Linked DNA regions of Mus musculus: all the other regions are linked to region 2. The links are chromatin loops, found by intact Hi-C in ENCODE. Cell type or tissue: gastrocnemius. All regions are shown on one strand.

Region 1 (8,000 bases), 75 kb after region 2:
TAATCTTTATCAGGCAACCTTCCTGAACATCTCCCTCCGGGCAATGGGAATTTCTACTCCTGGTGAAGCCTGTTCGGATAAGGCCGAGCAGGAACAAAGAACTTATGTTACCCACTGGGGAGTAACATACACTAAAAGGCCTTTGGCTTCCTGGCAGCAGACTTCCTGAGGCCCCAGGACCTTTAATCTGTAAGAAAAAGTTTCCTCAGGGTGGGCCCCTTGCCCACATCCAAAACTCCCCTGGCTCTAAGATCTACTTGCAGGCCAAGGAGGGGGTCACCTCTTGGCCAAAGGCAACTTCTGTTCTGTGTCTGCCCAGTCTTTGGCCATGAGTTACAGCCTACTCCACTACTAGCTTGCACATTCCCTGAATGCAGGACCTGCACCCAGTGCCACACTAGGTTCAGTGTGTGTGTGTGTGTGTGTGTGTGTGTGTGTGTGTGTGTGTGTGTGATGTTCAGATGAAACAGGTTCAAAAACATCTTCCAAAATGTTCCTATTTCTTGTTTCAGCTTAATGAACTCTTTGGCTCATAAAAGAGCAGAAAGCGAGCGGTCTAGTACAGTGTACAAATACATTAGACACTCCAGAGCCTGCTTACCTCTGTCAGCCAGAGGACTGTGTGGGAAGGCCCATCCGGCCTACTGTATCTAGGGGGAATTTGGATGAAATGGGATTGTACAGAGGAAATTTCGGCTGCTGTGGGTGTAAGGAGGTCTTTGTAGGACAATCTATTCAGGAGGCCCTCTCTCCTATTGGGACTCCCTTACAAATACTGTTCCTCCTGCACCCCAGGCTTCCTAGAATTCCATGTCCACGCAAAGGTTACTTTCTCTGGTCAGAGCTAGAAAGCCAGCCTTGGCATCTCATGGCATCATCAATCGCTGACTACCCCTGGAAAAGTCTCTCTGGTCTGTACACAGGAGAGATTGGACTGGAGGGTCTAACAGCGTAGTGGAGAGTATGGAGGTAGCTGGGTGTGGTGGAACACAGCCTGTTTTTAATCTCAGGATTTAAGGGAGGTAGAGGCAGGAGGATTTCTGTGAGTTCAAGGCCAGCCTGGTCTACCTAGTGAGCTCCAGGACATTCAGGACTATGTGGAGAAGCCTGTCTTTAAAAAAAAAAAAAAGTATCGCACATAGTGATGGTTCCCACCTGTATTCCTAGCACTGGATGTGAATTTAAGGCCAGCCTGGGCTAGTCAGGGATTCCAAGGCAGCCCGAACTACATAGTAATGGACTTGTCTCAAACAAAGCAAAACACCAAAGCCAAAGCAACAGTGCCTGCCTCTCACTCCCCAGCATAGTGAGTTTGAAGCCATCCCGGACTATGTGAGACTCAAGAAAACCAATCAAAAATAAGTAGGAAGCATGTGGGGCTAGAACCAGATAGCTGGCTCAGATGTGTCCTTTGTCACTTATGTGCCTTTGGGCTGGGCAACTTTATTAGTCCCTATGAACCTGTACTTAATTGTCTGAAGAGTAGACACAGCAAACAAAGGTTATTGGGAGGGGAAAAAATTAATGTCTGTGAAGAGCACAGTCCACTGGCTAGCCCTTACTGGGCACCCAGTGTAGTAATAAGAGCTGTTCCAAATTGCTTACACTTAAAAAACTTCCCACCCAGTCCCCTGGCACTGTCTACCTGATGTTGAAGGTGGAGCCCATGAAGGAATGCCGGCGAGACCTGGCAGAAGCAGCTGTGTAGGGCGGCTGAGGCGCTGCCTCGTTCCAGTACATGTCACGTTCCATGGGAGGCAAGTTCTGGTGCATCCCATCCACGGACAACAGGGACACCTGGTTGCCAAGGACCGAAGTGGTAGCCAATAGACTGGACAGCTCAGGCAGGACCATGAGCCTGCCCGATGGATGCCTCAGGAACTGTCCGTTAATTCCCTCTGCACCCCAGTTTCCCCTCCCGTGTCACTAAAGACACTGATGCTTGATGCAGTCTCCAAAGTCGAGGTGAGAATCCTGTGAGTGAATGACTGGCTGAGAAAGGTGCTGACGTTAGAGGAGGGGAAGACACTTCACTGTGTGGTCTCCCTGAGAAACTGCTGGGTCCCCTCTTTGGACCCCTCTTTGAGAAGGGTATACGACACAGTCTCTGCACACCCCCTTATACCTGCAGGTTTCTGTCAATGATCCAGTTAGTCTCAAAATCATCATCGTCCTCCCCGAAGGGGTTGATGAGCTGTTCTGCCACCTAGAGGTGGGGAGAGGAGTGACGCTCTGAGAACTTTGTTACTCTGCTTTGCAGCCCCAAGCCTTGGGTCCTCCCATTTTGGCCCCCCTCATGATGCCCTTCCTCCTTAACAATTGTTTTCATGGCCACGGTATTGGGCCCTAGCCACTCCCAATGGGGTGCCCACATACTACTCTTCTGCCTCTCCCTCATGAGCCCGCCTGTCCCTGAAGACCAAACTGTCCCCTCCTATGTCACACAGCAGAGTCATTACCTTGATCTCACCCATGTAAATTTTTGTTCACCTATCTATCTTCCAATATGCATGTATCTGTTGTTTTGTGAGGTTAGAGATAAATGCTGAGGCTGGGCTGAACTAGAGTGGCCAGGAGGGGAGTTTCCTGGACACTGATATCTAAAATACTCAAGCAAAGCTCCACAGAGGTGATATCTGTTTTGTGGGTCCAGGCAACATCCTGATAGTTAGTGAGGTACCCTCAGATAATTTCAGTCATCAAAGTATAATTTAGTGGAGTCTTTAGAAAGCAAAGGGAACTGGGAGAGGGTATATTGAAACTAGAGTGTCTCTCTCTCTCTCTCTCTCTCTCGTGTGTGTGTGTGTGTGTGTGTGTGTGTGTGTGTGTGGTGTGGTGTGTGGGGGGACAGAATAGTTTCTGTATGTATGCTCATGCATGTGTGATATACGCAACCAGATACTTTGCAGCTGCCTGTCTCTCTCCCAAGTGGCTGCTGGCCATGACCCCTTGGCCATGCCCACGCTATGGGGGAGGGTAGTATGCAGTGAGTCTCACCTTCAGCCAGCCCATGTAGAATAAGAATTGCAGGATTGTGAAGACAGGCACAACCAGATCCATCTCATGGCCTGGGTAGTCCTTGTTTGGGTTCAGAAACTGCCTCCCGATCAAGCATGCAAGGAAAAAGCTGTATACTGCCACTGTCACCACCTGGAAGGAGAAAAGGCACGTGTAGCAGAAAGGGCTAAGCAGGGACCATGGTCGAAAGCTTTTGTGTCTACAGCCTTGTTCTGACCTCCACACTTTTGTGACTGGGTCTCTGTTTACCCTTCTTTGTGTGTGTGTGTGTGTGTGTGTGTGTGTGTATTTTGTTTGTTTACTTTTACTTTTTGAGACAAGGTCTCATGTAGCCCAGGCTGGTATGAAACTCACTATATAACCAAGGATGACAGTGAACCTCTGATCCTTTGTCTGTGTTAGCATTTTGTCTAAGCTCTACCCCAAAGTTACCTGGCAACAGCCAGTTGTACCTGACTCACTATAAAAGGGGCTGCTTGCCCCCTCCTCTCTCTATTGTTCTCTTGTCTTCTTGCTCCCACTCTGTCCTATTGCCCCTTCCCCTCTCTCCCCATCCCCCTTTCCCCTCTCTCTCTGAGTACTCATAGCTGGCCTTCCTCCCTCCTCCTCTTCTTCCTCTCTCTCTCTCTCTCTCTCTCTCTCTCTCTCTCTCTCTCTCCTACCCTCTTAACTCCCCTCCCCATGCCCTGAATAACTCTATTCTATACTATACCATCGTTGTGTGGCTGGTCCCTCATGGGGAAGGGATGCCTCAGCATGGGCCCATGGAGGCACCCCCTTCCCCCACACCTGACTACACATCCATAGAACATATTCCTTCTCTCCTTATCTTTTTCTAAAACACAACACTCAGGCCACTAGATCCAGGGGGGTAGAAGTAAAGGTGTGTGGCACCATGACCAGTTTCATGCAATGGCGAAGATCAAACCCAGGGAATCATGCATGCATGGCAAGCACCACCCAATGAGCTCTACCCCTCCATCGCCAGCTCCCCTTTAAGACCAAGACGATAGCACTCCCCCTGCTGGCTGGACCAGGCAGGAGCACAGAATCTTCCAAGTCCAGGCCTGTGAGATTGTATTCAGTCTCTAGGGAAGAGTGCTTTCTGCATCTTTACAGCTGCAGTTTCCCACAGTTCTTACCTGTGTGTACACCAATGGGATACTTATCCAGTCGTAGGCATACAGCTGTCCACACTGAGTACGCAAAGTACACACCTCCTGATGGGCGGGAAAGGGGGATGAGGTGCCGACCGCAGAACCCTCCCACTGCTCTTCCCCAGATACAATGCAATGGCACTAATGGAGCAGCTTTGGCTGTGTGGCCATATGCAGCTCCCTAGACCTGTGTCTCAGTGGCTTCATCTAACAAAAAGGAGCCAGGACATCATAGGCTCACTCAGAGAGGAGGCAGTAGGGAGTTTTGGAGAGGAGCCACCGTGGGCTGTAGAATCTTGTTTGAAATATCATATACTACCAGGACGGGCAGTGTGGGAAGACCCTCCAGCCTTCTCTTTAAAGGAAGCCACAACCCTTCCCACTGCATCCCATGTGTGGGCTCACATTCATCAGGCTCTGGAGCAGGACGGTGTCCCGGATTCGACCTCCAAGATAGGCCTTCATTGACAAGTTGGCAAACCACACCCAGGGCACCCAGAATGTGTTGTGTGGTAGGCCCAACTTCTGCAACTGCTTATGTTCCCCATGGGTCATAAAACCTGCCGGGCAGAGTGGACAAGGCAACAGGTAACTCTAAAGAAGAAGTGGGCTGCACCAGGAAACCCAGCCAGCCCAGTCCCCTAGGGCTCTTTTACCATGTTTGCTTCAACGCACAAAATTATTGAGTCCCAGTTGGGTGCTCTTCTGGATCCCATGGGGCAGGAGGTGGGAGGAGAGGGGGGCTTTGTTATTAGCCAGAGTCAGGCCCTGGCCAAATCAAGGGGAAGCTAGGGACGCGTGTCAAGCCATCCAGCCAGGAAAACGGAGATCAGACCCATCAGTTCCCAAACCCACACATCTTCCCTTATCCCTGAAGGGTGCTTGACCCTTTCTCAAATCCCTCCCTTTTTGGTTTACTCTGGCCTTGCCCTACTCTGAGCACCTGATTCTGACCTGCCCAATTCTGTCCCCAGTCTGACCCCACGGGCCCTGCCCCACTTCACCCTCTTCAAGCCCAGGGGACTCTGGCTCCACCCAGCACCTTGTCAAGTCTCAGGCCCCGTCTCCGGTTAGGCTTGGCCCTGCGGGCCCACCCACTCCAGATACTGCCAACCTGCTAGCACCAGGTGGTGAAGAGTGGGAAAGCGCTTGTAGACCGAGGTGCTGATGCTGCGCAGGATGAGCACTTGGCCCAGGATGGCGTAGCGGATGAGCGTGCGCCGCAGCAAACGGCCTTCCTCATCCTTGCCCTCCACGAAGCTAGACACCTGGATCATGAGGCGGTCGGGCCACGGCAAGTTCTCGTACTGGCTCCACCAGCGGCTCACCACCAATGTAACATAGAAACCTGGGGAGGAGGAAGGAGGAGGTACAAGCGGGGAGGGGCCAGGCTGTGGCCAGAGACTAGCGCCCGGTGAACCCTTGCTTTCTCCGTCTTCCTGATGTGTGTGGGCCAGCCCTTAAGGCCACTGGCCCCCCTCACCCCACTCTCCGCCCCTGGTGGAGGTCCGCCCATTGTGTAACAGGAGCTAGGGAGAGGCCACCGGACCCCGAACAGCCGCAAGGGGGCGCTCACCCAGAACGAAGGATATAGGGATGAGCTGAATGTAGCTGTCGCAGTACAGAGCCAGCTTCTCAAACAACAGCTGCTGATCACTCGAGAGAACCATTCTGGCGTGGGTGAGGCATTGAGAGGAAATGGCTAAGAATGTGTCCCTACTTCCGACTGGGGAGGGTGGAGGTAGGATGAACTGGGCATCTGGGTGTTTACCCTTTCACTGGTCTGGCCCAGGGTCACTCTCTGACTGAGATAGGTTCTTGGAACGGGTCACTTCTAGCGTGTGTGTGTGTGTGTGTGTGTGTGTGTGTGTGTGTGTGTGTTTATCGGTCTATTGTTGCCACTGCCACACTGGGAATGGAACCCAGCTGTTGCTCATGTTGGAAAAACACTTCACCACTAAGATACATACCCAGTTCTTCACTTTTAAACAAGCCAAGGGACAGTGGTTTGGAGCACTTGTTGTTCTTGTGGAAGACCCAGATTGAGTTTCCTAGCACCCACATGGCACTTAGAACCAAATTAAGTTCAGTTCTGGACCGTGTGTGTCTGATATCCCCTTCTGGCCTCCTTGAGCAATACACACAAGTACACATACGTACATACATACATACATACATACATACAGGCAAAGCACTCATACACATAAAAATAAATCTTAACAAATAAATAAAAGCAGGTAGAAACAAAGAGTGTTTTGGTGATTTGATTTAGTTTCTTGAGACAGGATTTTTCTGTATAACAGCCCTGGCTATCCTGGAATTCACTTTGTAAACTCAGAGAGATCTGCCTACCTCTGCCTCCTGAGTCCTAGGACTAAAGGGGTGCTCCACCAAACAAGTGCTTGGTTCTCTCTCTCTCTCTCTCTCTCTCTCTCTCTCTATATATATATATATATATATATGCACACATATGTATAATTTGTTATATATTTATTTGTATATAAATTTATTTATTTATATGGTAGAGGGCTTTGTAGCTTAGTGGAATAGTGCTTGCCTATCACATGTAAGTTCATAGGTTCAGTCTCTACACCACATGTGGGAATGAACCCAGGCACAGTCTCTCTCTCTCTCTCTCTCTCTCTCTCTCTCTCTCTCACACACACACACACACACACACACACACACACACACACACACACACACCGAGAGGGATGGCTAGGCTGAGCATCGAGTTTTAGGGCCATGGAGTGGCTCTTGATGGTATTTTAATAGTACTACATATCATGTAAGATGCATCTGTACAAACCCACAGGGTGTAGGACACCATGAATGAACCCTGGTGGCAACTATGACGTTCTAGTGACAGTGGTGTGACAAGGCAAGCTCACTGACTGCAGCAACAAACATGCCAGCGTGCATTTGTGCTTCACTTAAAGCAGAGGCTGGAATGGGCACAGATGAGAAATCTCTCAAGTGTTTAATCAGCTGTTTAATTTTTATGCAAACATGTTCTTAAAAAATAACCTCTAGCCAGGCATTAATCACAGAGGCTGAAACAGAGGGGCAAAGGGGCAGAGGGACAGAGGGACAGAGGGGCAGAGGGACAGAGGGACAGAGGGACAGAGGGACAGAGGCAGGCAGTTCTCTGTGAGTTTGAGGTAAGACTGATCTATACAGAGAGTTCCAGGACAGGCAAGACTACATAGAAAGATCTTGTCTTAAAAATAAAATAAAGTCCTGACTTGGCATAGTGGCTCCTGCCTGTGATCCTAGCACTTGGGAGGCAGAAGACAAGAAGAGCACCTCACTGCAAGTTTGAGGCCAGCTTTGTCTGCATAGGGAGTTCTAGGACAGGCAGGGCTACTTACCAAGACTTGTCCCCAAGAATTACTTAATTGGGGCTGGGGAAATGGCTCCCTGGTTAAGAGTACTTGTCACTCTGGCAAAGAGTTCAGTTCCCAGAACCCATGTGACATCACAGGCCGTGTATAACTCCAGTTCTAGAGGACCCAGTGCCTCCTTCTGACCTTCACAGGCACCAGGCACATACAGGGTACACAGACATAAACGCAGGGAAAACACTCATACATGTAAAATAAAAATTAAAAATCTAAAAACAGACAATGTAATTAATTAAGTTCTAAATTTTTTGTGGGTTTTTTTGTTTGTTTGTTTATGTTTTTCGAGATAGGGTTTCTCTGTGTAGTCCTGGCTGTCCTGGAACTCAGAAATCCACCTGCCTCTGCCTCCCAAGTGCAGGGATTAAAGGCCTGCGCCACTGCTGCCCGGCATAAATTCTAATTTTTAAAGTGCCAGATACCA
Region 2 (8,000 bases):
TACTTTCTAGCGCATGAAAATTCAGTAATGTGCGCAGAAATGGCCGTTGTCAAAGTCAGTTTTCTTAGCAGTACAGTAAGAGGAAGCTCCTAAGAATCTGAGGGTCTGGTCTTGGTGGGTACAATCCAGAGCCATCTACTCCCTTGTGTGGGTACTAACATGCAGATGAGCTGGCAGCAACCCTGTAATATCAGAGCTAGATCATGCAAAACCCTAATCAGAATAAGAGTCCACTAAATTTCATGAAATCTGTTATCTCAATTGAATCTAAGCTAAGTTCCTTAAAATTCTGGTTTGGGGGCTGAAGAGACAGCTCAGCGGTTAAGAGCATTGGCTGCTCTTCCAGAGGTCCTGAGTTCAATTCTCAGCAACCACATGGTGGCTCACAACCGTCTGTAATGGGATCCAGTGCCCTCTTCTGGTGTGTCTGAAGAGAGTGACAGTGTACTCACATATATTAAATAAATAAACAAACAAGTAAAAAAATTTTTTTAATTCCAGTTTGGTGAACTTTGGATTTTTTTAGAGCAGGAAAATTTATTAAAATGTTGTATCTATATTTAGATTATTTTGGTTTATGTTTTGTTTTTAGACAGAGTCTCACTGTGTAGCTTTAAACTTCAGAACCTTCAGTCTTTACCTCCTGACTGTTAATGATTACAGGCATAAACCACTCGCTACATCCAGTTCCACATTTTGATTTTTAAAAAATGTGTATGGCTATTTTGCCTGCACGTATATCTGTGCACCACATGTATGCCTAGCTCCCAGAGAGACCAGGGGAGGGCATCACTTTCCCTAGAGCTGGAGTTACACACCATTATAAACCACTGCATGGTCCTGGGAATCCAACCCAGGGCCTCTGGAAGAGCAACCAGTAACCTTAACCTTTGAGTCATCTCTTCGGCTTCCCTCCTTCATCCCATTTGATAATTCTACAATGAGCTATGGACACATTTGTATGCAATGTGTAATGACCAGATCAGGAAAATCCACACTGCCACCATCCCAAGTAAGTGTGTGTGTGTGTGTGTGTGTGTGTGTGTGTGTGTGTGTAGTATTGTGTCTGTGTGTGAGTATATTGAATGTATGTGTATGCATGTCTGAGTGTATGAGTGTGCTCACATGTGTTTGTGTGTACATGAGTATTCCTGTGTCTGTGTGTGCAAGTGTATTGTCTATGTGTGTGCATGTCTGAGTGTATGTGTGAGTGTGTACTCATGTGTATATGTGAGTTTGAGTGTATGTGAGTATTCATATGTCTGTGTAAGTGCATGTGTGGGTATGTAAGTGTGTGTTTGTATGCATGTGTCTGAGTGTGTGTGTGTGTGTGTGTGTGTGTGTGTGTGTGTGTGTGTTGGGAATATTCAGACACCCTCTTGTAGATATTCTGAGCATCTGCAGTGACTTGCTATTAACTTTAGTCACCTGCCATTCTGTAGAGCACTGGCACTTCTCCCTAACTGGATTCTGATGTTTCTATGTGTTTTCTGAGTCCAGACCAATAAGACTACTAACTCCAGGACTCAAAAATAGTTATAGAGCTGAACATGGCGTAATCCCAACACTCTGAAAACAGAGGCAGGAGGATCAAAAGCTCAAAGTCATACTCAACTCCATAGCAAATCCAAGGCCGGTTTAGTATATATGAGGCCCTGTGTCAAAAATAAAGGAAAATGAAGCAAAATAAAAATAAATGTCAATTATAGAACCCGGTAGGGCATAGAACCAAGAATGTCACAGTGCCCTGATCTGGCAATGCTATCTGATGCAATGTACAAGACGGAAGTCACATTTGAGGGTAGACAGCTGAATGTCAGTGGAGAACAGAAAGCAGTGCTGTGTGACTTCCCTCACCCAGATTCTCTGAGAACCAGTGTTCTTACCACTCGACATGAAGCATGTTTCCAAAGACAGGACGGGGACTAGAATTCTTCTCCCAAAAGAGTTGTCACTGCAGAGAGCAATGTCACTTGCTTAGTAGAGCAGCTGATAATGCACATCACAGTGTCCAGCAGGTGTCCCTTGGTTTGACCCATGGACAGACCCACACAACCTCGGGGCTGGGCTAGAAACCCTTGAGAAATCTTGGAAGTCAGCAGCTCACACATCTTCTCCATTCCTTTCTCAAACTTCCCCCTTCTTCTTCTCCTCCTCCCCTTTCTCCTCCTTCTCCTCCTCTTCCCCTCCTCTTCTTCTTCCTCTTCTTCCCCCTCCTCTTCCTCCTCCTCCTTCTCTTCTTCTCCCAAAGTGTCTCTTGGACCTTGGTGGGCATGATGAGTGTGTCCCATTTGTGACCACATGTTCAACGGTCATTTGTTTTTAGTACTCTGACCATCATGAGTCTCTGCCATCACCAGTGACCACTACAAAAAGGAAGTTCTCTGACTGAAACTGATAGCAGTAGCAGTCCATGGGCATAAACAGTAGTTTAGGAGGTTGCTTAGCAAAGTCACAAAGTAGTGTCCCCACTAGGGCCTTTGGCCGCCTCAGACACATACTTTCTAACTGGGTCTACAGAGCCATGTGTGAATACTTTCCAGTGGAGCAGGCTTCCGATCAAATTGGAAAGTAGTTGGTTACTTCCACAACAGACTCACCTTGCCTGGCTGCTCAGTATTCTAGTTCAAGTCCAGCTTGATTTCTCTATGTCCTCCAGTGGATATGGTGTCTTTAGCCATAGGGTCTTACCATCTAGTTTCATGAGCAACCAACAGCAGCAGCTATTTCCTATATTGTGGGGAGGACCTCAGGAGTCTCTATGACCAACACTTTAGGTGGCCTACCTCTACACTAGAATTTTCACGTAATACCCCAACCTCAGTCTTCAGGGAGCACTTTATTCATTCCTCTCTTATGTTGTGATTGCCTCTGTGTGTGTGTGTGTGTGTGTGTGTGTGTGTGTGTGTGTGTGTGTGTGTGTGTGTTCAGACACACCAAGACCTAAGCCGATGTTCAGAAATGCATGTACTTGTGTGTGTGCATGTGGAAGCCAGAGGTTGACATGGATGTCTTCCTCAACCACTCTCCACCATACATGTTGAGGCAGCGTCTCTCTCTTAGACATACACTGTGAGTGCATTCACCCACCGTAGCCCACGGCTCCCGGGAGCCTCCATCAACCACTGCCTCTCAAGAGCTGAATTAATAGGTGGGCCTCAAACTTGCTTTGCAGTCAAGTCAAGGGCGACTTTGAACTCCTGATCCTGCGTCCACCTCCCAAGTGCTGGGATGACACCATGTGCCACGGGACCTATCATATCATCTTGCTGCTTATGCTCATAGCTGCTGGAGTTGTGTCGCTCTTTGGTACAGTGAAGTCCTAGGTTCAGTCACAAGCGTACACACACAAACATACACATGAGCGAGATCTTTACAATGATACTACATAATACCAGTTTTAATCAAAACACATAATACTCTATATGTTAGTGGGTACATATATCAATTGCAGCAGTATTATTACATATATCTTTTTAAAAAAAAAAAAGAGCATCCTGATTTTTATTTTTACCTCCAAGGCAAAAGAGAAATAGTTTGTGTTTTGGAGGAATAATATTGTGGAGATAGTTTTGATTAGTTTTAAGATCTAAAAATGATATTTAAGACACTTCAATAATATGAATAAAAATGGACATGATGGCAAATGCTTGTAATACCAGCACTCTGAAGGTGAAGGCAAGAAGACTAGAAGTTCTGGATCGCCCTCAGCTACAGAGTGAGTTAGAGGCTAACCTGAGCAGCATAAGCCCTGTCTCAAAGAAGGAAAAATAAATTAATTACAATATTGCTGGCCTTTATGTGTGTTCACAAGTGGGATAGATATCTCAGCTATTGTTCATGTACTGGAATTCCTGATGCCTTGTCCCTTTCTCTTTAGTCTGCCACACTTTCTTTTGTGAAGTAGTACTTTCAGAAGTCATTACTGAATATCCTTAGTCCTTCATAGACAGTAAATGCAATTGCTTGAATGCCCACTTGAGGGAGCCAGAGGACAAGGCCGGCCAGCCACTGTGGTTCTAGGAAAGCTTTGTCTTTGGGTTGGTTGGTTGTTTTTGGTTTGGTTTGGTTTGGTTTGGTTTGGTTTGCTGGGGGGGGGGGGGGGGGGTTGTTTTGTTTTTTGTCTTGTTTGCAGTATTTGGGGGTTGTTGTTTTTTGTTTGTTTGTTTGTTTGTTTGTTTGGGAGTTTTGTTAGTTTTTTTTTTCTTGTTTGCAGTGTTTTGAATTCTGTGTTTCCTCTGTGTTTCCCACATGCTAGGTTAGCATACCCCTGGTTGAAAATCAAACTATTGTTGGGGGTAAAGGCTTAACTTGCTATCAGACACAAGATCTTACTCCAGAAGTCTTCCATAGTGAGGCTCTATTTGCTTGGCCTTGGGTACACCTAAATATAGGCACACGTGCACACACACACACACACACACACACACACACACACAGTTCCCTTACTGTCTCTGTGGCTCAATTAAGGCATTCGGCAAGGTTGATGGTTCAAGCCCACCCAGGGACAACAACCTCAGGTTTTTAACAACTTCCAGTCAACTGTGGCCTTTTCAGGAAAATATACATTCCCTTAGAATACCTGCTGTTCCTACATCCTACTTAGAAATTCCCAAAACCTGTCACAGGCTTACCGCCGCCCATCTCACCATCCTCACCCCCACCAAAAAAAAAAAAGTGTTTTCTTGTATGAGCAATACAAGTCCATAAGCAACCTTTGACAGGGGCGGCGATAAACAAATGGCTCAGCATTTAAGAGCACTACATTATCTTCCAGAGGACCCTGGTTCAGTTCCCAGCACTCATATGGCCAACCACTCACTGGTCTGTAATTCCATCCAGTTCCAGGGAATCTGACGCCCTCTTCTGGCTTCTGCAGGTGCCAGGCATGTGCGGAGACATCCTAGCATAGAAACACCTATACATGTTATCATGGTTTGTATATGCTTGGCCCAGGTAGTGGCACTATTTGGAGGGGTGGCCTTGTTGAAGTAGGTGTGGCCTTGTTGGAAAAAGTGTGTCACTGCAGGTGTGGGCTTTGGGACCCTTGTCCTAACGGCCTAGAAGCCATTCTTCTCCTAGCAGCCTTCAGATGAAGATGCAGAACTCTGTTTCTCCTCCACTCCTGACTGGACACTTACATGCCGCTGCCTTGATGATGATGAACAACCTCTGAACCTGTAAGCCAGCCCCCATTAAATGTTGTCCTTAAAACAGTTGCCTTGGTCATGGTATCTGTTCACAGCAATAAAACCCTAAGACACAGGTAAATAAACAATTTTTTAAAAAATAAACTATATTCTTGAGTTAACTTATGCACCTGTTAGACCAAGCCCAGGACCTTGAAAACATGGGTCATGTCCTTGTGCAGAGCCTTTAGTGAGTCATGCCTCTCTGAGGGGCACATTACAGGGGCAGGGAGATGAAAAACAAAACAAGCAAACAAACAAAAAAAAAAACCTGTCCTCTTCCCAGGGAGCATAAGCAAAGAGGAGGCTCGAAAACATGCCTGCTCAAACACTCAAGCCCAGCTCAGAGATCTGCCTGCCTCTCTCTCCTGAGTGCTGGGATTAAAAGTGTGCCTGGCTGCCTGGCTTCAAATAAAATATTTTAATAACCTGTTACACTATGCCCAAGGCTGTATCTCAGTGGTAGAGTGCTTGTCTAACATGTGAATCTAATCCCCAGTTCCACTAATATTAAACAGATAAACAATAAATCCTGTTCCCTAAATCAGAAACTGAAATATCTTTCCAGTTTGAGGCATATCTTAACCCACTCCTTAGCCTCGTGTCGCAGACGGACTACTTCCTCATTCTGTTCCCATCTATTACCACTTCCAGCATGTGGCTAGCTGTTATTTCTTGTTGTCTTCTCACAGGCTGCAACAAGAGTTCCAAGCCATCTAGAGCTACATAAGGACACTCAAAACACACACCAGGCTGCAGGAGCTGCAGCGAGTGGGGGGGAAGGAAAGGAGGGAGGGAGGGAGGGAGGGAGGGAGGGAGGGAGGGAGGGAGGGAGGGAGGGAGGGAGGGAGGAAGGGAGGGAGGGAGGGAGGGATTACTTTAAAATCTCTCCTTAAAGGTTGGTGGCTTTTGACGGGAGCAGGGGGATAAAAGGTGGTGGTGAAGGGCAGGTGTGGCTAGAGTATATCATATGCTTGTATGAACTTGTCAAGGAATAAGTTACTTTTTTCTTGAGACTGGTAAGATGCCCTGGGTCGTTAGGAATTAGGCTCCAGATGTCTGTGTAAGATAGGGCTCGTGATTCGAATGGTCATGGCCTGATTATTAAATCGTGGGACTACATTTTTATTATTGGCCATTTGTATCTATAGGTCTGATTGATCTCAAGGCCTCACTTCAAAGACATGTGTCTAGCTTTCATTTCCTCTTTGACATTCTTCCTACTGACATCAGAAGACCACTAGACCCAGAGGAGTTGAACAGAAAAATGTGGAGACAAAGTAATTTGTTTCCGTTTGGCCTTTGTAAGGAAAGTGTCGTGGTTAACATAAGAAATGTTCCCCAGGGCTCGTGGGTTTGAACACTTGGTCCCAGTTGGTGGCACTGTTTGAGGAGGTGATGGAAGAGATCCAGCTGGTGCTGGTAGGGGTATGCACAGGAGGTGGGCTTTGAGGGTTTCTACCTTGGCCTTGCTTCCCGTTCTTGTCCTGCTGCCATGCTGTGCCTTCCAGCCACCGTGGGCTCGCAGTCCCTCTGGAACCATGAGCCCAAAGTAAACCCTTTCTTGCTTAAGATGCCTTTAGTAGTGATAATTTATCGTAGCAACAGAAAACTGACTAATCACTAAGGAATCTTTTGAGGTAACTTTCTATTCCTTTGCTTTTTTGTTTTTTTAAGCATCTTCTGTCTGTCAATCAGAACTATGTTTCAGTATTTCTCAACCATTCAGAATCTTCTCCCAATGGAGTCCAGAGATGAATAACTATGTCTCTGTTTAAAGTTAATTCACTGTGGCCATTATCATTCTAAATAGAATTCAGTAAGCTTTGCCCATTTCTTTAGAAAGACTCCTTATTTTTTTATGCATAAAATTATCTAGGATTCCAAACAGAAGATGTCTACACGTGGAGCCAGAAGATCCCACAATTCTCTATCTGGTATTTTGGTCACAGTGACACAGAAATTAACTAACAACAAAATTTACTTTGAGAGAGATGCTGTCATTGCTAAGATAAGCCAGATCATGTTGTCCTTAAGCCTTTGACCCCCCTCTGAAGAATGGACATGAGTTTATAAATGTGAATTAGAAAAGGCCCTAGAATGGGCAAGGGGTGTGGCTTAGTTGGTCAAATGCTACCTTATCATACATGAAGTCCAAGGTTTAATCCTAGCACCAAACACAATGGGTATGATGGCGGGAGGGTGGGGAGACAGAGAGAGAGAGAGAGAGAGAGAGAGAGAGAGAGAGAGAGAGAGAGAGAAGAAACACCCTAGACTGCCATAAAGCAAACCTCGTTGAGCCATTCTGCTGAGAGTTTGGAATCCCAGAGTGCTAAGGGAAATGCATGTAATGAAGACCATGTTCGTGGGGTTTCATATTCGAACAAGGTCTATTGGGAACTGAACCAGAGCCATTAATATTACTGTAAAAGAATATGGCTCCATTCTGTTTGTGTCCTGAAAATTTGAGTAAGACTGAGTTCAAAAAGGGAAGGACTAGCCGTGCGGTGGTGGTCAATGCCTTGAGCAGAGGCAGGTGGATCTGAGAGTTCAAGGTCAGCCTAGTCTACACAGCAAGTCCTAAGATAACCAGATCTGTTATACAGAGAAACCCTGTCTCAAAAAAAAAAAAAACAAAAACAAAAACAAAGAAAAGTAATGGACTAAATTATTTGGCAGAGGAAATTTCAAGGCAGCACAGCATTGCAGTACAACAGTCTTTAATCAGTTTTACAGTGAAAATTGGGAGCAAACACGGAGCATGTGAATTTCAAAAATGTACAATTTGGCTAAGAAGGAAGTATGTATGAG
Region 3 (8,000 bases), 120 kb after region 2:
TCTTAGCCTGCATACTGCTCAGCCAGCCCTGAGCAGAGGTAGCAGCAGAACTAAGAAGTTAAGGTGGCATTCCAGAGCTTGTTCAGTGGGGCTGGTTCCACAAAGGAAGCCTGGCCACACCGAGGGAACATTTGAGTCAGCTTTTTACGCAGAGGGAAAAGAATGAGTGAAGACCAGGGAACTAGAGTTTGCACTACTTCAGAGTCAGGGCATAGCCATGGAGCAGAGATCTGGGGCTGAGTCTGAGAGGGTTGCTTGATGTCAGAGTATGAAGAGCCTCTGCAAGGCAGGGCACCAACTTACTAGGGTGGTATATTAGGGGGTACCAGCTAATTCGTCCTTAAAAGAGAGTTCTCTGTTCCATTCAGCCTTACAGTCAAGGAGGAGACGACAAACACTATTAATTGTTCCTTCCCTTGGGATTCTGTAACTACTTCCTGGGTGATCTGGAAGCCACGGGGAAAGATGATGGGTTTGATGTGGCCTTTGGAGAAGCGCCTGGCTATAATGTAGAGAAGAAAGGAGTGAGGGAAAAGAGAGAGTGGTTGGAAAGAGCTGAGGAAATCCAAGCGAAAGGGCTGAGTAGTCTGGGGACATGGTGACCAAGTTCAGGTGTAGGGGTGGGAGCCAGGAGAGTTCATCACGGAGGCGGGGCCTGTGGAGGAGCAAGGTTTGGGAGCAGGAATCTGGAAGATGGGCTCTTGGTGCTAAGTGGGTTTCCTCGGCTTGACTGCGGGGAGAGGTGATGACATGGGAAAGGGATTCTTGTGAGGCTTGGTGAGCAATACAGGGCTAGATGAAAGTCTGGTGTGGGGATGTGAGAGGCAGCCAGACCAGAATTCAGTTAGAGAAAGAGGTGATTGGGCATAAAGACCCCAGTAATGAGGTGTGGGGGGGTTCGAGGCAGTGGAGGGTGGGGCTCTCGTATACCTGGCATAAGGTTGACCAAGCTCCTCTGCCTATGTGGGGAAAGGAACGGGGTCTGAGCATGGCTCCAGCTGCATTTAAGGTTTATCCTGAAGACTTTTGCCCTTCCCCACCTCTTTATTTGACCCTAGGCTCCTTTGGAAGATGGGAGCGGGGAGGCCAGGCCTTCCTGCCTGCCTGTCTGCTGTGCTGTGCTCACTCTCCATGCATCCTCTAACTAGGGCACATTCCCTGCATCTGTGACCCTCATTGAGCACCTTACACTTCCTCTGTTCTCCACAGCACATGTGCCCTGAGTGGCCTGGCACGTACCTGCCACCATCGAATCCGCCTGGGGGACTCTGACAGCCACTATTACATCTCACCGTCCTCCCGGGCCAGGGTGAGTCAGCCATCCTTCACCTTTGTGCTGGGCAAAGCTGTGTAGTGGAAGAGACTGGGGCTGAGGAGGGTCTAATGGTTTGGTATGTGATCCTTGCTTAGAGACACTGAGGTGTCGACAGAGAACACAGCCCAGGGGAGAAACTCTACCACTCTGTCTGCTGCCAGCTACTGACTATGTTGTGCCAGCCTTCTCCCCCACCCCACCCCCCAGCCTTGCTTCTCCTTCCCAGCACCAGGTTTGGCCACACCTGGCTAGTGTTCCTCTCCTTTCCCACACTACCCTGCTTGGGCAGCCTTCCCCCAGTTCCAGCTCTCTGTATCCTCTCTGGCTTCCTGGTGAGTTCCACTAGCAATAGGACCACCCCTCTTCTTTCACTCACCAGTCTCTGGGTGCCTCACATGTAGGGCTTTCCTACCTGAGAACCCTGGGTAGGGGCTCCTGTGGGTCTGGCTGCCTGCTGCCTTCCATCCTCACTGGTTCTTTAGATGTAGAGCCTGCATGGACATTTCTGGAACTTCCTGGTGGAGGGAGGGAAGCAGGATGAGGGCAGGGAAAGGGGGGCAAGCCAAAATTGGCCTTAGCTTCAGCTAGATCCAGAAAGAGTCCCAAGCACAGAGCTACCTTCATCCTAGCCAAAGAGCTGGCTTGCATTCCCTCCACAAAATGGGCCCATGGGCTCAATGTAGCCTAAACCCTCAGAATCTGGGAGAGGGGGGCCAGGCCTGGGGATGGCCGCTGGGCAGGATAACAAGAGCGGAGTTTTTGTGGCTATGCCAGTGAAGGGTCACTAGAGCTTGGCAACAGGCCTCTCTAGCCATTCTTGGTCCTCAAGTATGGACCAAGGCAGCTCAGGGAAGTGACTGTAATTGCTTTCCCTGGAATTACACACGGCACCTAGTTTATGTCTGGCAGGCCCAGACCTTCTTGCTCCAAAGGAGCAGGTCCACAGAGGGCAGAGCTTGGCTGTTAGTGCAGGCTGCCTGATTCCATCTGCCAGCTTGGCCACTTTCTCACGCCACGCTTGACAGTCTTTATCACAGGTAAAATGGGCACGGTGAGTGTCTGTGTCTCACTGACTGCACTGCCAACAGGCAGCTGTGGCAGGTATTCTTAGGAACAGTGGGAGTCTTGCTGTTGCTAATTAAACCTGGGAAGCCGAACTCTCCTAAAGTCAGAGAGTATTCCTTAGCTCTGCCAGGTACCTGGGACTTATTGTTATGGCTTTCAGAGGGGTCCCCTAGAGTATGGGGAATCCTGGTGGGTCACACCCTCTCCATTCTGCCCACAGATCACCGCAGTATGCAACTTCTTCACCTATATTCGCTACATCCAGCAAGGTCTGGTTCGGCAGGATGGTGAGTGCCCCCTAGTGGTCTTTTCAAGCAATAGTGCCCAAGGGAGAGACAGGGCAGAATGGGGCTGGCAGAATTGGCCTTCCAAGTCTACTTGAAAGCAGCAGCAGAGGCAGGAATCTAGGGTTGGTTCCTCCAGTAGAAGACCAAAAAAGGGGAACACTGTAGGTTAACAAAGTTAACCTGATCCTCCTTGGTGCTGGGTTCTGTGTCACTGGAGAGCGAACCTTCCACATCACTGGCCATGCTGCCTTTTCTTCTGCATAGAAATCTCTCTATGGCAACAAAGACAGCATTCCTGTTACTAGCTTTGACATTCAAAGTTCTTTATGATGGGTCTCTCCTGTGACTCTTGCCTACTTCTTCATGCCCCCAGAAATGGCTCTCCTGCCTCCTGAGTCCTTGCTTAAAGGGCCCTTCTCCAGACACAGGGACTGGCGTCCTGGGCCCTGCTCACTGCTCTGGGGTCAGGGTGGGAAAACATTTGCAACTGGAGAAGTGTAGTTAAGCCTATTATGAAAACAATTGTGTGCAGTGCATGAATGTCTGACCAGGCTGAGGGGTCTCCACATCACTGCCCTGCCCAAAACTGGAGAGGCGGCCAGGGCAGTTGTGTGAAGGGACCATGAACTCTTCTCTCTGTCTGCAGCTGAGCCGATGTTCTGGGAGATCATGAGGCTTCGGAAGGGCATGTCACTAGCCAAGCTTGGCTTCTTCCCCCAGGAGGCCTAGGGCATGGCCCCAGGCCTGAAGTAAGCTCTGAGCTAGAGCAAACAGCTGCCTTGGGACAGACAGACAAGAAATCCTGGAGCCAGCTCTGAGCCAGAAGCTGAAAGGACAGATAAACAACCAGGCTGTAGAGACAGTTCTGAGCCCGTACCACCCATCCGTCCTGAGACAGACAAAAGGACAGCCTGGCCTGGACTTCATCAGATGACCCTCTTGCCCACTGAGCTCTGTAGCCAACAAGAGAATCTCAAGAAAGCACCAAAGACCAAGGTGCTCGGAGCAAGGAGCTCAGCCCTGGGGAGAGGACCCTTGAGTAGCCAGTACCCTCACACAATCCCCTGCTGCTTACCAATGCTCTCTTGCTGCCACATCTTCAGAAAGGGGCTGCTCTAGGGTGGCTGGATTTCCAGCCCTGGGACACCAGCACCCCCTTGTGGCCATTTCTCACTCTGTTTCCAAGTGGCCTCATTAGACTGCCCCAGTGGTAGGGCAAATGTCTCCAATCTGAACAAGGTGGAGAGATAACTGCCCCGAAGTGCTCTGAAGGTGAGTCCAAGATCCCTCCTCCATTCTTCTGCATGGAGGCCTCCCTCTCCCCTTCCTCTCCACTTCAACACCATCTCCAGGAGGCCCTGTTCCTGAAGTTGCCAGGAAGTCTGGGCCCTTTCTTCCTAAAGTGTGCCACCAGGGGAGCCTCAGGACGTAACCCTGGGCAGCCATCCAGACTTCAGGGGCCCTGGATGTAGGACGGGATGGAGAGGCTGGGCCAAGCAGGACATGGACCCTGCCTTATCCATCATAGCCCACTGGGAACTGGGCTCGGGGGGAATCCAACCTGGACATATCCTTCACCACGCCCCTATTTCCTTCCAATGGAATGTAACGCGATCTCTATTTAATAAAGGAAGGCTTTGTTGGTAGGGGCTAGGCGGCAGTGGCCTTCACTCCTGTGCCCTGGGGCTCTGGCCAGGGCTTGGGCATCTGAAGGAATGAAATCAAATCCTTTCCTAACTGGCCTCGTGCTTGGGATTAAACCCAAATCCTGAAGCTACCCCCATGGCTACCACCACTTTCTTGCTGTAGGGAAGACTGTTGAAGTTGTCCTTAGCTTTTCACGGAGCTATGAGGGATTGGAATGAGTTGACCACTCTCCTGAGAGTTCAGCTCTGATCTGTGAATCCCCCCAAAGCCCGTAGAGATGACCCCAAGTCTACTAGAAGCCTGGAGTCAAAACACCCAGGCTTCCTGGGGCTGATCGATGCCACCTGTCATAGGACAGATGGGGACGACAGAAGTGCCAGGCATGGCAGGCACAAGTGGAGGTGCGGGGCAACCGGGATCCTGAGAGACCTCAGAGTAGGAATGAGGAGAGAGATGTCTTGTGGTTCTTGCCTCTGCCCAGCCAGTAGGGCTTTGTGCTTTCTGTTAGGAAGGTGCAGCAGATTCTGGGCTGGGGCAGAGGTTGTCAGTAGCCCACAGAGATTTCTCTATTGGCCTGAGGCCCAGGTGTACTCAGATGGTAGGTCAGCTGGGGGGCTGGCCAGAGCTTTGTCAAGGTCCTCTGCCGCCTTCACATGTTCTCCGGCAAGTAGCTTGTTCCCAGGACTCTGCTGCCTCCATTACCCCTCTGTTCTTATATCTCCTCCCTGCTCCACTATGACTAGAATCCTTTGCTGTGTCCCCAGCCCCCATAGACACCTGGTCACTGACCAGACCCTGTCGTCTCCACTCATTCACTAACTAATACTGGGGTTTTCTCTGCTGGACATTGGCCACAGCATGCATACCAGTAATATATCTGCATCCAGGTTACTGGATGGAGGGAAGTAAAAGCCAAAGGATGTCAGGGAAGGACGTGGTGTGCTGTGTGGAATCCCATGGCATCCCCTGCTATGTCAAACCCTTGTTCACCTGGAGACAAGAGTGGATGAAAGCCTGAGCACTTTAATCAGTCTTAACTTCTGGGTTCTGGGCCCAGCCATATGCAGGACCACAAAGCCACCAGGAAACACCCAGAGGCCCACAGAGGACCTTACTCCCCTGACTTGTCCTGCTTCTACAGAGCATTGTCCATGATCTGATGCCAGGTGGGGCCATCAACACAGCCACACCCTGCTAGTAGCAATTAATATCTAAGCACTAGTCATAGCTCGCAGCCCTCTCTGTGAACCCATTATTCCAGTCTCTTAGCAATGTTAAAACATGCTATTATCCCTCATGTAAATGGATAGAGGCACTGGAGAACACAAAGAGGTCCTGAGGTTGGGTTTATTTACCTCAGTGGTAGAGGCTTGCCTAGCAAGTACAAGGCCCTAGCTGGTTCAGTCTCCTGCTCCAGGAAAAAAAAAGTCACAAAGGGGTCCTAAGTGTCTGGAACCTGTAGTATTAACCTACCTCTTGGTGGTTTTTTGTTGGTTGGTTGGTTGGTTGGTTGGTTTTTGTGTTTTTATACTGAACACTTTCAGTGAATGTAGGTTTTTCACCTCTTTAATTGATGCAGAAGGGTGTGAGTGTAGATCAGTGCTAGAGTGCTTAATTCAAGGTCTGAGGTTTGGTCCCAGAACCACACACACAAAACAAAAGAAACAGAGACTGGGATCGAATTGTAACCTAGGTTCCTCTGCTGTACCCTGGAAGTAGCTCAGGGCTTCGACTCTTGGGGGTGACTTGAGAGGTTAACTGCCACACCAGATGTTCTTAAATTTTCTAGATAACCCATTTGGGTTTGAAGTCTTGGCACATAGAAATCATCTGAGCTCTCCTTGGCTAGTCCTGAGTCTGGCTTCTAGGCATGGAGGTATTAAACCTGACTAAGCACATTTACCTGGTGCAGGACCCTGAGATGTCTCACTTTACCATCTTGGTGCAGCACCTGAGATATCTCACTTCACCATCTGCCAAACCTGCCCTGATTTGAATCCTGCCAGGGCTGTGACCTTGGAGCAAGTTGCTTTTCTCAGTTATGAATTGGGATTATTATTCTTCCCACACAGACACAAACAATCTTCCCTCATTCACTCATTCATACAATGCATGCATTTGGTGTTTGTGAGCTGTGCATGTGTGAATGCACATGTGCCATGGTTCACAAGGCAGAAGACAACTCTTATATTGTCTTGGTCCTCATCTTCCCCCTTGTTTGAGGAAGTCTCTCTCATTGACCCTTGAAGCATAGGTCAGGCTAGCTTCTGGGAACTGTGCCATCTCTGCCTCCCACCTTCCCACTAGGAGCATAGGGATTACAGGCATGGACTACCGGATCAAGCTTTATAAGATTTCTGCAGTTCTGGACTCAGGTCATCAGACTTTCACAGGAGGTGCTTTACCCACGAAGCAATCTCTGCCATACTTATTTTTTAAAAAAATAAAAACCTAACATGTAATCTTACACATTTTAAAGTGTAGAATTATACTTGTGCTAGGCACATTCATACTGCCATGAAACCAAGCTACAAACATTTTGCATCTTGCAAAACAAACACTATGCCCATTGACTAATTCCCTATTTCTCCTGCCCCTAGACTGTGGACATCAGCATTCCACCTTCTGCCTCCGTGAATCTGATTCCTCTAGAGATTTGCTGTAAATGGAAGCAGCATACTCATCTTCTAGTGACTGGCTTGTTTCACTTAATGCAATGTCAATATCCATCCATGTTGTAAGATGACAGGATTTCCTTTTAAGACTTGGTAATATTCTGATGTATGTGTAACAGCCCACTGTGTTTATCCATTAATTGGAGACACACACGGGTTACTGGTACCTGTTAATGTATATGCAAATATCTCTTGGAGACCCTGCATAGAGTCCTTTGAATAAATTACCGTTAGTAAATTTGCTCATATATTAGGGATTTTTTTTGTTCTTGTTTTTGTATTTTTAGAGGACCCTCCGTACTTTTTCCATGATGGCTATACCATTTTATAGTTCTACCAACAATACTCCAGGGTTCCAACTTTTCTGCCTCCTGGCCAAAATTGTTTTACTGGTTTTGGTAGTAACTATTCTAAGAGACATGAGGTATTTGCTCCCTGGACTTTGATCTGTGTCCTGAGTAGTGCTTTACAGTCTTCTCACCTTCACTGCACATTTCTGTGTGTCCTGCTCTTACCAAGGGTCTGTGTTCCACCATAGTTGCCGATAGGCTTGTCGTTGCTGGCCTAAATAGTTTCAAATAGCCTTTACATAATCCTGTGGTGCCCATGGCCTCTGCCCCTCCTTTCTCAGAAGAGTTGTACCCCGGACTAATAACCAAGCTCATGATAAGGTCTGTGACTCAAGCCAAACCCTAGAGCTCTGACTTGTGCCCCCCCCCCTTTTTTTTTTGTGCTTTTGCTGCCTGAGCTCCAGGACTGCTCTTTCTTGGTGGCTTCAGAGCTTTTTCCTAAAGCCACTGCTTGCATATCCAGCTTGTTGAGCCTCCCTGGCACTGTACAAACATATCTTGGCTCCAGGACAGTAGCTGGTGGCTCTGTAGGGGGTGGTGATTTCAAGGCATCCAACCAGAGGCCTGGGTGGAAGCTTACAACAGTAAAGAATCCAGCTGGGACAGAGGTAAGGGGCTGTATTCAAGGCATTCCAGGGGACTCTCAAACCTCAAGCTCGCC

The links. Peaks named below come from ENCODE experiments on the same cell type or tissue, not always from the same donor. Only the 100,000 strongest peaks of a DNase experiment are listed, where the experiment ranks them.
Region 1: it touches region 2 in a loop (8-fold over the local background); 40 of 42 quality-filtered maps call a loop at or near these places.
Region 3: a loop joins it to region 2, with 5 times the contacts of the local background. A loop is called at or near these places in 29 of 42 quality-filtered maps.

The regions. Positions count from the first base shown.
Region 1 is chr19:9,987,477-9,995,476 of GRCm38, forward strand. It overlaps Best1 (bestrophin 1), which reads right to left. Exons shown (of 12, transcript NM_011913.2): 3 at 5,752-5,846; 4 at 5,290-5,523; 5 at 4,581-4,735; 6 at 4,161-4,238; 7 at 2,998-3,150; 8 at 2,126-2,206; 9 at 1,646-1,797. Among named protein-coding and RNA genes, the nearest start is that of Fth1, 8.8 kb to the left of the region's middle. In gastrocnemius, CTCF peaks have their summits at 2,219 (motif pointing left), 4,052 (motif pointing left) and 5,731 (motif pointing right); DNase peaks (open chromatin) are centred at 4,036, 5,290 and 5,734; H3K4me3 peaks cover 1,138 bases; H3K27ac peaks cover 2,017 bases.
Region 2 is chr19:9,912,158-9,920,157 of GRCm38, forward strand. No RefSeq gene overlaps it. Among named protein-coding and RNA genes, the nearest start is that of Gm50340, 16 kb to the left of the region's middle. In gastrocnemius, a CTCF peak has its summit at 3,964 (motif pointing right); a DNase peak (open chromatin) is centred at 3,980.
Region 3 is chr19:10,031,144-10,039,143 of GRCm38, forward strand. Rab3il1 (RAB3A interacting protein (rabin3)-like 1) reads left to right here. Exons shown (of 10, transcript NM_144538.3): 8 at 1,210-1,309; 9 at 2,601-2,667; 10 at 3,314-4,443. The coding sequence ends at 3,396. Among named protein-coding and RNA genes, the nearest start is that of Fads3, 6.4 kb to the right of the region's middle. In gastrocnemius, CTCF peaks have their summits at 2,687 (motif pointing left) and 3,828 (motif pointing left); DNase peaks (open chromatin) are centred at 2,237, 2,689, 3,820, 4,128 and 2 more places; H3K27ac peaks cover 1,031 bases.